Regions from separate parts of the Homo sapiens genome. Here region 1 is linked to region 2. Evidence: chromatin loops called from intact Hi-C (ENCODE). Cell type or tissue: mammary epithelial cell. All regions are shown on one strand. Region 1 overlaps EPHA3 (EPH receptor A3). Region 2 overlaps EPHA3 (EPH receptor A3).

What was found. Hi-C counts contacts between places; a loop is a spot of excess contacts. Peaks named below come from ENCODE experiments on the same cell type or tissue, not always from the same donor. Only the 100,000 strongest peaks of a DNase experiment are listed, where the experiment ranks them.
Region 1: it touches region 2 in a loop (2.1-fold over the local background); 3 of 110 quality-filtered maps call a loop at or near these places.

Annotation. Positions count from the first base shown.
Region 1 is chr3:89,112,393-89,117,392 of GRCh38, forward strand. The region is part of intron 1 of EPHA3 (EPH receptor A3); the gene reads left to right. Among named protein-coding and RNA genes, the nearest start is that of EPHA3, 7.3 kb to the left of the region's middle. RefSeq lists a silencer at 2,292-2,401. In mammary epithelial cell, a CTCF peak has its summit at 2,381; DNase peaks (open chromatin) are centred at 2,039 and 2,349; H3K4me3 peaks cover 974 bases; H3K27me3 peaks cover 172 bases.
Region 2 is chr3:89,177,534-89,182,533 of GRCh38, forward strand. All of the region lies in intron 2 of EPHA3 (EPH receptor A3), which reads left to right. Among named protein-coding and RNA genes, the nearest start is that of EPHA3, 72 kb to the left of the region's middle. In mammary epithelial cell, no CTCF peak of the experiment used is centred here; a DNase peak (open chromatin) is centred at 2,298; H3K27ac peaks cover 1,315 bases.

The DNA of each region.
Region 1 (5,000 bases), 65 kb before region 2:
AGTAACATTCTTTATGTATTGCCTACATTTAACATTCAAACTTTGGTGTGTTCCTTAAGGGTCCGACCATTTTTAATACTTTTCCACAATAAATTTCTTTCTAATGTTAAAATCCTTTCAGAAATTTAAATTTTTTTCGGAAATAAAATATATGCAATTTTTAAATATCAAATAGTTACTTTTGCAAATGATTTTTAAAGGCAAAATATATTTCCAAAATATATTTGATTTACTAATTTCAACACAAATGAAAAAAAAAAGAAGTGTTCTTGAAAGTTACATTTTCCAAGTCATAAGATCTTCAGGAAAATATTAATAAAACTTTCCTCAAATCATCAAACTCGATAAGGTTTTATAGACATTTACTAAAAAAAATCTGTGATCTGGGCTACTTTTTATTTGAATCATTCTTTCAATGATTCGGTTTGGCATAAATACTAGATATAAGGGGAAACGTGTATTTCTTGGAAGAACATTAAGTTTTACAAGTTATTTTCTGTCAAGATCCTCAACTTTATTTTTTAGCCTGCACATTTTTTCTTTAAAATATTTAATAAACCTTGTTCCTTTAATTCCTGTTTGAGAGAAGATTTAGAAGAACAGATGCAGGTGTCTCCTTTTGGGTTCTGTTTTCAGAGATCTGGATTTTATCATCACGGAAGGTCAATAAAGGGCTTTTACCAAGTACACAAGTAGCTTTCCACAGATTTTTTAAATAAAGGGTTGACCAGTAGTGTGAAACATTCATTATATTATTCATCCAGTTATACAGAAAACCAGGATTAGAAATTTACTTCTCAGAAATGTGGAAACCTTAGCTAACTCTTCTGTAACAACTTTAGAAATATTAGTAAAAGCAATATTGTGACATTTATAAAATGCAAAGTCTTCCAAGTCACAAATCAATCCACCTAGGAAGACATCCCTCAGTGTGTTCGGGGTGTGGATACATGTGCGCCACTTGCTTGATTTCATTAAGTCTGTTCCCAGCTGCTTGGTATCAGGTAGTTCTTGGAACCTGGCAGGAGGTTTTCTCCAGGAAAATCTGAAAGTCAGCAAGTTTTAGTTTGCCTCCTACCAGCTTCCTTTGTACAAAAAAAAAAAAAAAAAAAAAAAAAAAAGAGGGGAGGGTGGTCGATTACAAAGAAAAAAGTTTTTGCAGGAGAAAAGAAAATAAAAAAAGTTGATTAGAAAACTGGAGAAGTAGAGAAAAGCAAAGGTTTTAAAGCCAATGTTAATATATAAATCATTTGCTTAAAAGAAAGGCATTTATCACGTAAAACATCTGGCTAATCAATTTTTATTAAATCCCTAAAAACCCCGCACACTTAAAATGGGGTTGAGGTGGGGGGGGGCTGCATTTCTTTGTTTCTCCTCAAGTTTACACACTTTTGATTTTTTCCCAGAAGAAAATATTTCATCCAGGAAAGTTTTAAGAGTGACAGCCAAAAAATGCTAAAATGCTTCCCCCTTTGAATGTCTGGACGAATGCATGTGGAGGGGTGGACAGAATCAAAATCAATTCAGCAAATAAAGCCTCAAATTTGAAGTGATGTTATTAAACTAGAAGCCCTGAGTGTGAACATCCCCCAACCCTTCATTTTCTAAATCATGTCCCGCTGTTCCAGTCAAAGCAAAGGGTGAAAATCCACATAATCCAAACCAACATGGTGAAGTGAGAATAATAGGTGAGGAAGGAGGAGGAAAGCAAGTGGCAGCACTGTACAAACAAACTGTTGTGAATATTCCTCGCCATGGACAGGAGTAGCCACAGGAGGGGATAACTGCCTTTCTTCTTCTTCGCCTTACACTTTCCACATTTGATAATGCAAATTCATTAAATTACAAAAGTGTGTCATGCGAAATTTTAGCACAAAGCAGAGCCGTACGGGTAGAGACAGTAATGTGGCAACAGGGAGATGAGCAAGTGTTCCTTGCTGCCACCACACCCACCATCAGGGTGTCTTAACCACAAACTATTCTCCGCTAGGTCCAGGCTCGTTGGTGCAAAGGGAAAACAACGGTGTCTCTCAACAGTTCACTGCTTGCTCACTCTGCATCAAATTAAAGATGAGATCATAAAAAAACATCTCCGGGTGCGCGTAACGCAGTCTCAGCCCTCTGGAGGCCAGTGGGTTCTTTGTGCACAAGTCTCTCCGCGCCTGGCTGCCCAAGTCAGTTCCCGGAGCGCGACCAGGGTGCCACGGCCTCCGTCCCGAGGTAGGGTGGGTGGGCGAGCGCAGCCTGATGCTCTTTTGCTCCGGGTTTCTGCCCCCGGGCGGACGGTGTAGACTCTGTAGCGAGCGGAGAGCGAAGGTGCAAAGTTAAGCGAACACGAGCGCCAGGAGGAGACTGGAGCGCGCGAGAGGCAAACGTGCGCCCTCTGCCTGCTGCCGCGGATCTGCTGGCACTGGGAGAGCACGGCGTACTCCTTGCCACCTGGACCCTCCTTACCTGGGCGTCAGTAAGACGCCAGAGAGTCCATGCGCCTTGGACGGGCCTGGCAGGTCCTGACCTGAGGAATAGACTTTAATTCAGGATCTACGATCGCCCTGCCGCCTTTCGCATTGCTGTCAGCTAGGCTTTTCAGTTTGATGTCTGGAAGTGGCGTGTCTCTTTTCCATCCATTTTCATGGGTTCACCAGGTGACAGCCAGGGGAAGGAGATATTCTGCAAGGTTCGCTGCCGGATTGAGAAAGCATCTCTTACTGGGTGCGCTTGGTTGAGACTCACAGGAGTTGCCTCATACGCCCTGTTGTGCAGCTTGCTGATTTCTAACCCTATCCCTTTACTATTTCTTCATCTTTTGGGCATTCAACTCTTTTGGTGTCGCTAGACTAAAATGAAGAATATCTTTTTTTTTTTTTAGAAAAATTTTCTTTAAAACTACCTGCTAGTGCCACCTTTAGGCCCCTAGTAATTGCTGAGGGGATGTCAGTAAACTTTTCCCCTGTGCATATTCAAAAGTTGTCTGTGTTCTCCCAAAGCCCGTGTTTGACTGACACCATTTTATTAAAACAGGATTTTTCCTCTTCCAATATTGGGAGTAAACATGGAATGGGCAAGAGAGGGTTTTTGGGAGCTGTGCTATCGAGATAGCTTGGTGGGTGGATGATCCTGATGTTTCTGTGGCTGTGTTAGAACTTCAGTCTTTTTCATAAAAGATGATTTTGTTAAATCCTGTAGACTTCAAGACTAATATATCCTCAGTGCCGTGTTCAACACTGAGAAAATAATTGCTCAGTGCTCTGCTGGCAAATAGATTTTTCCCTTACATTATCATTCACGACTTACTGAACCTCATTTAATCGTTAAAGCAGCCCTAAAATAGGTAACATAATGTTTCCCATTGTTACAACTGAGGAAACTGAGAAAATGGATCATAATAAAGCGGTAACTAAGCCAAGCCCTCTCTCGTCTTTGTCTTTTGATTTTAACCTCATATGTTTTCTCCTAGACACAAATGACTATGAACTAGGGAGGCATCATTGTCAGGAAAAGCACTAGCTTCTCAACCTTAATCCCAGTGACTGTACTAATTTGTCTTCTGACTTTGCAAGGATAATTTAGAAACATTCAGAAATTTGTAGTGAAAAATTGAAGAAAACCATATAAATGAGGGTACTTTGGAACTGTAGTTACACTCATAAGTTATGATTATCTGCGTGTGGGGGGGACCCACTAAGAAACTAAGTTAAAGGAATTTGTTGTGGACAGAAGAGTAGATGAAAATATCTGTGATGACTTTTCTTCACACGTTCTTACCTCTGTGTTCCTTTCCTGACACTCAAACACTCCTTTCATCACCCTGGAAAGAAGATTTTGTCAGGAATTCCATACATACAGATAGTGAGGAAATTGTACAATATAACCAGAGTGTGATTATTTAGGGTTATGTGTAATAAAAATGAAGTGTGAATTAACAATTGGAATTATCTTAAAGGTCAGTAATAGGAGAAAATAGAACATGGTCCAAAAAGTAGACTTTAGTCTCTGTGGAAATTTCCCCCCGTTTAAAATATAATTTTTAAATTGCTTAAGATGAGAAAATAAATTTTAGTGATTTAGCTCTTCTTTCATAAAAGCACTTGTATTCTATTTAACTCCTGCCATTGAGAAAAGGTAGCTAAAACAGGCTTTTGAAAGGTAGCAAATTAAGTTGGGGGCAATTATATTTTTCATGTGGGTATTTTAGCACATATGTTTTGCATTAATTGCTGCAATAAATTCTGTTAACCTGGCAAAGAGCAAAAATAGCATATTGATGACATCAGGCTTCCAAAGCAGAAAGCAGCTTTTAGTATCTTGCTGTCTTCACTGTAACATTAAAAAAAAAAAAAAAAAAAAAACTAATGTGGTGGTTAACCAAAGAGTTAGCCATTCTTTCAAGCTATTGGCATATTTTCCATGAACAAAGTGAAGAATTAGCAACAAACTTTTTCCCCCTTACTTCCAGAGAATTCATGTCAATTACTCATTTTCCTGTTATTTGATTTTTTATATTCATATTTGTTACTCATTTTCCTATTATTTGATTTTTTTATATTTATATTTGGGTTTTCAGAACTCTCTCAAATCAAGGCAAATGTAAACTGACTTTAAAGGCTCCAAACTGAGCTGTCTTCCCTTTTAAGACAAACATCTTGACTGATTACATAGCAGGGCCTCAAAAGGGACTTAAGCAAATAGAGAATTGTGGGTTAATTTTATTACTGAGAAGTTTAGTTGGTCAATATCAAAACTGTTTCTTCTCGATTTTTAATACATTCATTTTGAGAAGGTTAATATAGGTTTTTTCAATTAATAGTTAAGAAAAATAGATGAATAAGATCTAAAGGTCCAGTAAGTGTAAACTGCCTCATGTAAGACTTTAAAATTTTACTTTTTGCCTATGATAAAGTTGATTGATTTCCAATCAACAGGAAATTGTAACATTTCCTATCTACCTCAGACTGACTAAGGGGAACACAGAGCAGCTTGTTAGCAGTTAACATGTATTT
Region 2 (5,000 bases):
AGGGTTACTTCCTTTCTCTTTTAGGTTTCATTTTTTAAAAATTTTTGAAATTATCAATTAGCCTTAAGGTTTAGTTTGTTAGAAAGGGTTTTGAAAAGCCACTCAAATTGCCAGAAAATGTGAAGGATAGCAAATCTTCAAGGTGTTAGTTCAAATTAGTGGTTGCTAATTAAATGCACTGTTTTATCAAATCACTCTGTACATCTCCTGTGGGTAATTTCAACTGTAGTCCTGACAACATTTGATGTGTTTTATATTTGCATTCACTGTTTTTGATGCTTGCTTTATTTCCTCTTCTTCTACCTCTCTTTCCCTCACTCGTTTTATTCTCTCCTATTTAAATACTGTGCTGTTCAATTAAATATTGATTGATTGATTTACTACACTCAGAATTTTCCAAAGAAGACTGAGTCACAAAGCAAAAATATAATGTCTAATGATAATGAACATAATATCCTCCAAAGGAACCAAAGTATTAGAGGAAAATCCCAAGGGGTGAACTAAATTCATATCTATTTGTACATTTACATTTTTATTTTGGGTTCTACCACTGAAATTTTTATCTTCTTTGTGGATAGTCTTAAAGTGTTGATTACAATTATTCTACTGAACTTTTTCAAGGTGCAGTTCCCCTGGCATGATGATTCTAAAACAAATATTTACTAGGAATAAATGACATTTTAAGGGCTTATAATCAAGAGACATATGTAGCCAATAGATAGATAGATAGTAAATAATTTCAAGTCATTTTTATGTTATTACATCTTCTAAATATAATTTTGATTTCCATGTTGATATTCCTTTATTCCATTTGTGCAAAGATGGAACTAAGGTATAAAGAAATGCTGTTAGCATACGTATAATTACACATACATTATTGTTGAGGAAGGAATTAGAAATAGGAGTCTGGCTGTGGAGTTATATGTCATAGCAAAGATGTACCAACTGTTTTGAAAGAAATTCTTGTTCTGAATTTTTAGTCCTTGGGGAATAATAGCTCCTGTGAATCCATTATTTATTACTGTAGATAGTACACTATCTATGAAGTTTGTGGATTGGAGCAGATATTGTTTAGATGTTTTAGATGCACTGAAAATTATATTATAAAACCTTTTCTGTTTTATTATTAATTCTGAATAATATAATGTATTAACTAAAATAATAATATTTTCAATACTGTTATATAGAATCCTCTATTTTTAAAGCATTTTGAGTCCATAACTTCTATTTGTTGAGCCACAGAAGAAATTTATATTTTATTTTTATGGGTAAAAGAAAAGTGTTTTATATCAGTTACTGCTTATAACTAGCATCTGAATCTTGAGAATAACCTTTTCTATGTGTTTAAAGTCATAATTTTATTGCTTTTATCCATTGTGTATTAAATCATAATAAGGTAGTCAAAGTCAATAAATGTTTGTGGTATAAAAACTAGATGTATATTATATTATTAATGTGGGATGTTTTTCTAAAAGCAAAATGGTACAAACTATATCGCTTATATTTTATAAAAATTTTCATTTTTCTTTTTTTACTTGAATAAAATAATTTCTTTATACCTAATGAACCATTTGAGTAGTGTTATTTGTGTTTCTTGCAATGTTGAATTGTTTCATGTGCATTTTTATGTTTGCCAATGATTCAAGTATTGTGAAATTATATTTGAGATGGAATTTATTTGGAAGACTAATTAATATGTCTTTTTCTAATGTTTTTCCTACTGTTATACTGATCTCTGATATCTCTTATTCCTCCCTCAAAAATCACATGGGAATGGAGTATAGATAGTTATCAGAGAAGGGGTTTTAAACCAGTCTAATTTCTTTAAAAAGGAGGGGAACTTTTATAATTAGTTACCACCATTTGCCTTTATTTTTCATATAATAGGATACTTACTCCATCATCTAATAAGAAATAAATCATGATTCATAGTGAGTCTCTTTATGATCTTTGGTCCAGACCAGTCCAAGGGGAATACAAGCATAAAGTCTGAATCTTCTCTCATCTTTTTCGCTTAGATTGAGGTCACTGTTGGGGCAGAGCAGGGAACTGTGTGGTTAACTGTAGTGAAGACAGCCTTTGAGCCCAATGCTAAGTGTTATGTTCAAATGTTGCCAATATTTTTAAAGTCTGTAAAAAAAAAAAAAAAGATCTTCAAAAAATGTGGACAATGAAATCCTTGTCTAGCTCCTTTTTCGCTTTTTCCTATTAACACATAAAGTCACAAATGCATGTTACCAAGTCAAACATACTCACACTTGTAGATACATGTTCCCAGCAGGGTTTCATTTGTGCTTAGTGCTGCGGTTTGGTGAAAAACCCTCTCATGTGTATAGTTGTTTTCATTTTTGAGCTTGTCACAGCATGAAATCAGTGTCTCACTGAGAGCAGGGTTTTTTTTTTTCAATACCCTGAGACTTAGAGGCTAAGTAATTTAAATGTTTAAATATGCAGAAATACAACTCAAGTGCAGTTCGTATATTCATATCAATTTCTGTTATAAAAGGTTAAAACAAAATGCTGTAATCTGTAGTTGAGGGTGTTTAGAAAACCTGTTCTATTTGTTTCCGTGTTTTTCTACAACAGCATAAATTTCTTCCCTAAAAATCTACAAATGCATAGTGTGCCAATTAAATGATGTCAAAACAGCTCAACATTAATTTTTTTTTCATGAAAGCTTTCTTACCTGCTATACATCTAAGATATCTTAAATAGACCAGGCTTGAATGTGGAAATATTTAGGCATTGTCCTTTATGCAATTCCAAATCTGATTTTTTTTTTAAAGTAAGTTACCCACTATACCATAAACAGAGTCAGAAGTTAGTTTCTCTTGATTTTCAAGTCTGTGTGTATTCAGTTCCCTAAAAAGAAAGATGAAACCATTCTCTTAAATTTATGGTGTGTATATTTACTGACTGGCATGTGACAGGAACACTGGTTAGAAAGCCACAGCATTATGATGCATTGGGTCAAATATTGTTTTGACATTGTGCTTACTTTACAGTAATCAACATATTAAACTGAGGAGCATTTCCTTATATATGCAAAATGCAAAGTATAAGGGCAGCAGTTTAGTAGCGTTATAAGGCCATAGAAGGTTAAGGTTTGCTTGCCTTGTGGTGCAGCTGATAAAACAATTGGACTGTTTCCAAAATTCCTTGACTCCAGCTTTGTCATTTATTTTTCTCTGTCGTTATTTTTTAAGGAAAAAAATAGACTTGTTTCCATGAAACTCTGAGGTGGCAAACCTGTACTTCACATAAAATAAAAACTTTTTTTGTAAGTGAAGTGCATATGGGACTACTCTGGCAAGTTTAGTTTGTGTAATTTGCTAAGACTTGCTTGTATAGGAGGAGCTAAAATAATTTCCAGAGAGTTGGAAAAAAAGAGATTTTGTCACAGCCTTTTGGACAAGATGTTGATAAACCAAGTGACTGATAAACCCCTTTAAATGGGATATTTTCCATACTCCAACACATAGTATGAAAATTTATTTTCATAGTTTTGAAAATGTTTCTTTTTATGTAAACAAAAACACTCATATTGTAATTATGTAATTTGAGTTTGACAGACTTAAGTAATCTCCTAGTTTTATTTAAATGACTTTTGTATTCTACCTGTTTCTTTTATATTGAAGTTTACTTTTTGAGCATTTCAGTGAATTTATTGGTGTTCATTGGTTTTCTGCCTTGTTTTCAAAATTGTAATAGGCATGTTGAAGACCACAGAAGAATTTCTGAGTTAATTTCCAGTTGAGCAAATATGACAGATATATTAAATAAATGAATACTACCATAGAGTTTAATTCTTCTAACTTCTACTGATTTTTTTTCTTACAGCAAAATATATCAGTTATATATTTTGTCACATAGCTCAGTTTTGTACACTGATTAAAATATTTGAGAAGCCAGGCAGACATTCAAATGGACCTGTTTAATAGGTAGTCAATGACAACCTCAGAAGGTGATGCAGCCAAATAAACAGAAAAATAAATAAAAGACAATGTAATGGAGATGGTAGTGGAGAGAGATATACTTAATACTGCGGTGTTTTAAATTTGAGCTTTTGGATTATTAGTGCCATATGCAATCAGTAAGTATGTCATAAATCTTGTCCTTCAGAATTATGAGATATCAAGACCAGCTCCATAATCTGGGGGTATAGGGTATTTTTGAAATACCTTGTTCAAAAACTAACAACTTTAAGATTGTGGCAGCAGATCGTTAAATCTAAGCAGAGAGCCCTAGGAGACGATACAGATTGCATGCTCAGAAAGCTGGCCTGTCAGGCATGCTAATTGAGTGAAAGTCTTCAAAGTAAGAAATGGTTTTCAATTATTTGAATCATTATTCCTTGGCAAAATGCTAGTACCTTTTTTAAGGGTCGCTGGGAAGGTTGATGAAATATTTCATGTAAACGTCTTAGGCAACAGTGAGCACTTTAGATAGCATTTGACCAGTGATAATCATTTTCATCCTTACTTATCTGTTAGCTTTTTTTTTTTACTATGGTTTTCCTCTTATTTGATGACCATACTATCATAAATTTTCCTTTATTTTTCCCCTTTATCCTTCTCTTCTCTTCTTTATGACTTTAATTGGTTTTTTCTCCTTTCATTGAAAAATAAATACTGGTTTTATACCACTCTTTATTTCCTATAACAAGGACAGCTGTACCCAGTGGTGCCACTTTATAGCCCCAACCATGCCTCCATGCTGAGTGTGTCCTTTCATCAGATTTCCTTGACATCTGTAAAAGATCAGTCCGGGAATGTATAATTGCTAATGGTATAGTCTGTACAGTACAGAAAATATGGCTATTCATTGTGGAGAGTAGCCTAGTCACTGAAGTTTAAATACATCAGAGTGTCCTTTAAAAATAAGAGGTAGGAATGCATTGATAGCTTGGTGTAGGAAATTTTATAGTCTGAATAGATTCTCAATTGATTTTCCGTATAGTACACATAGATTTCTATTCACTTTAGTGGAGAATTTACAAA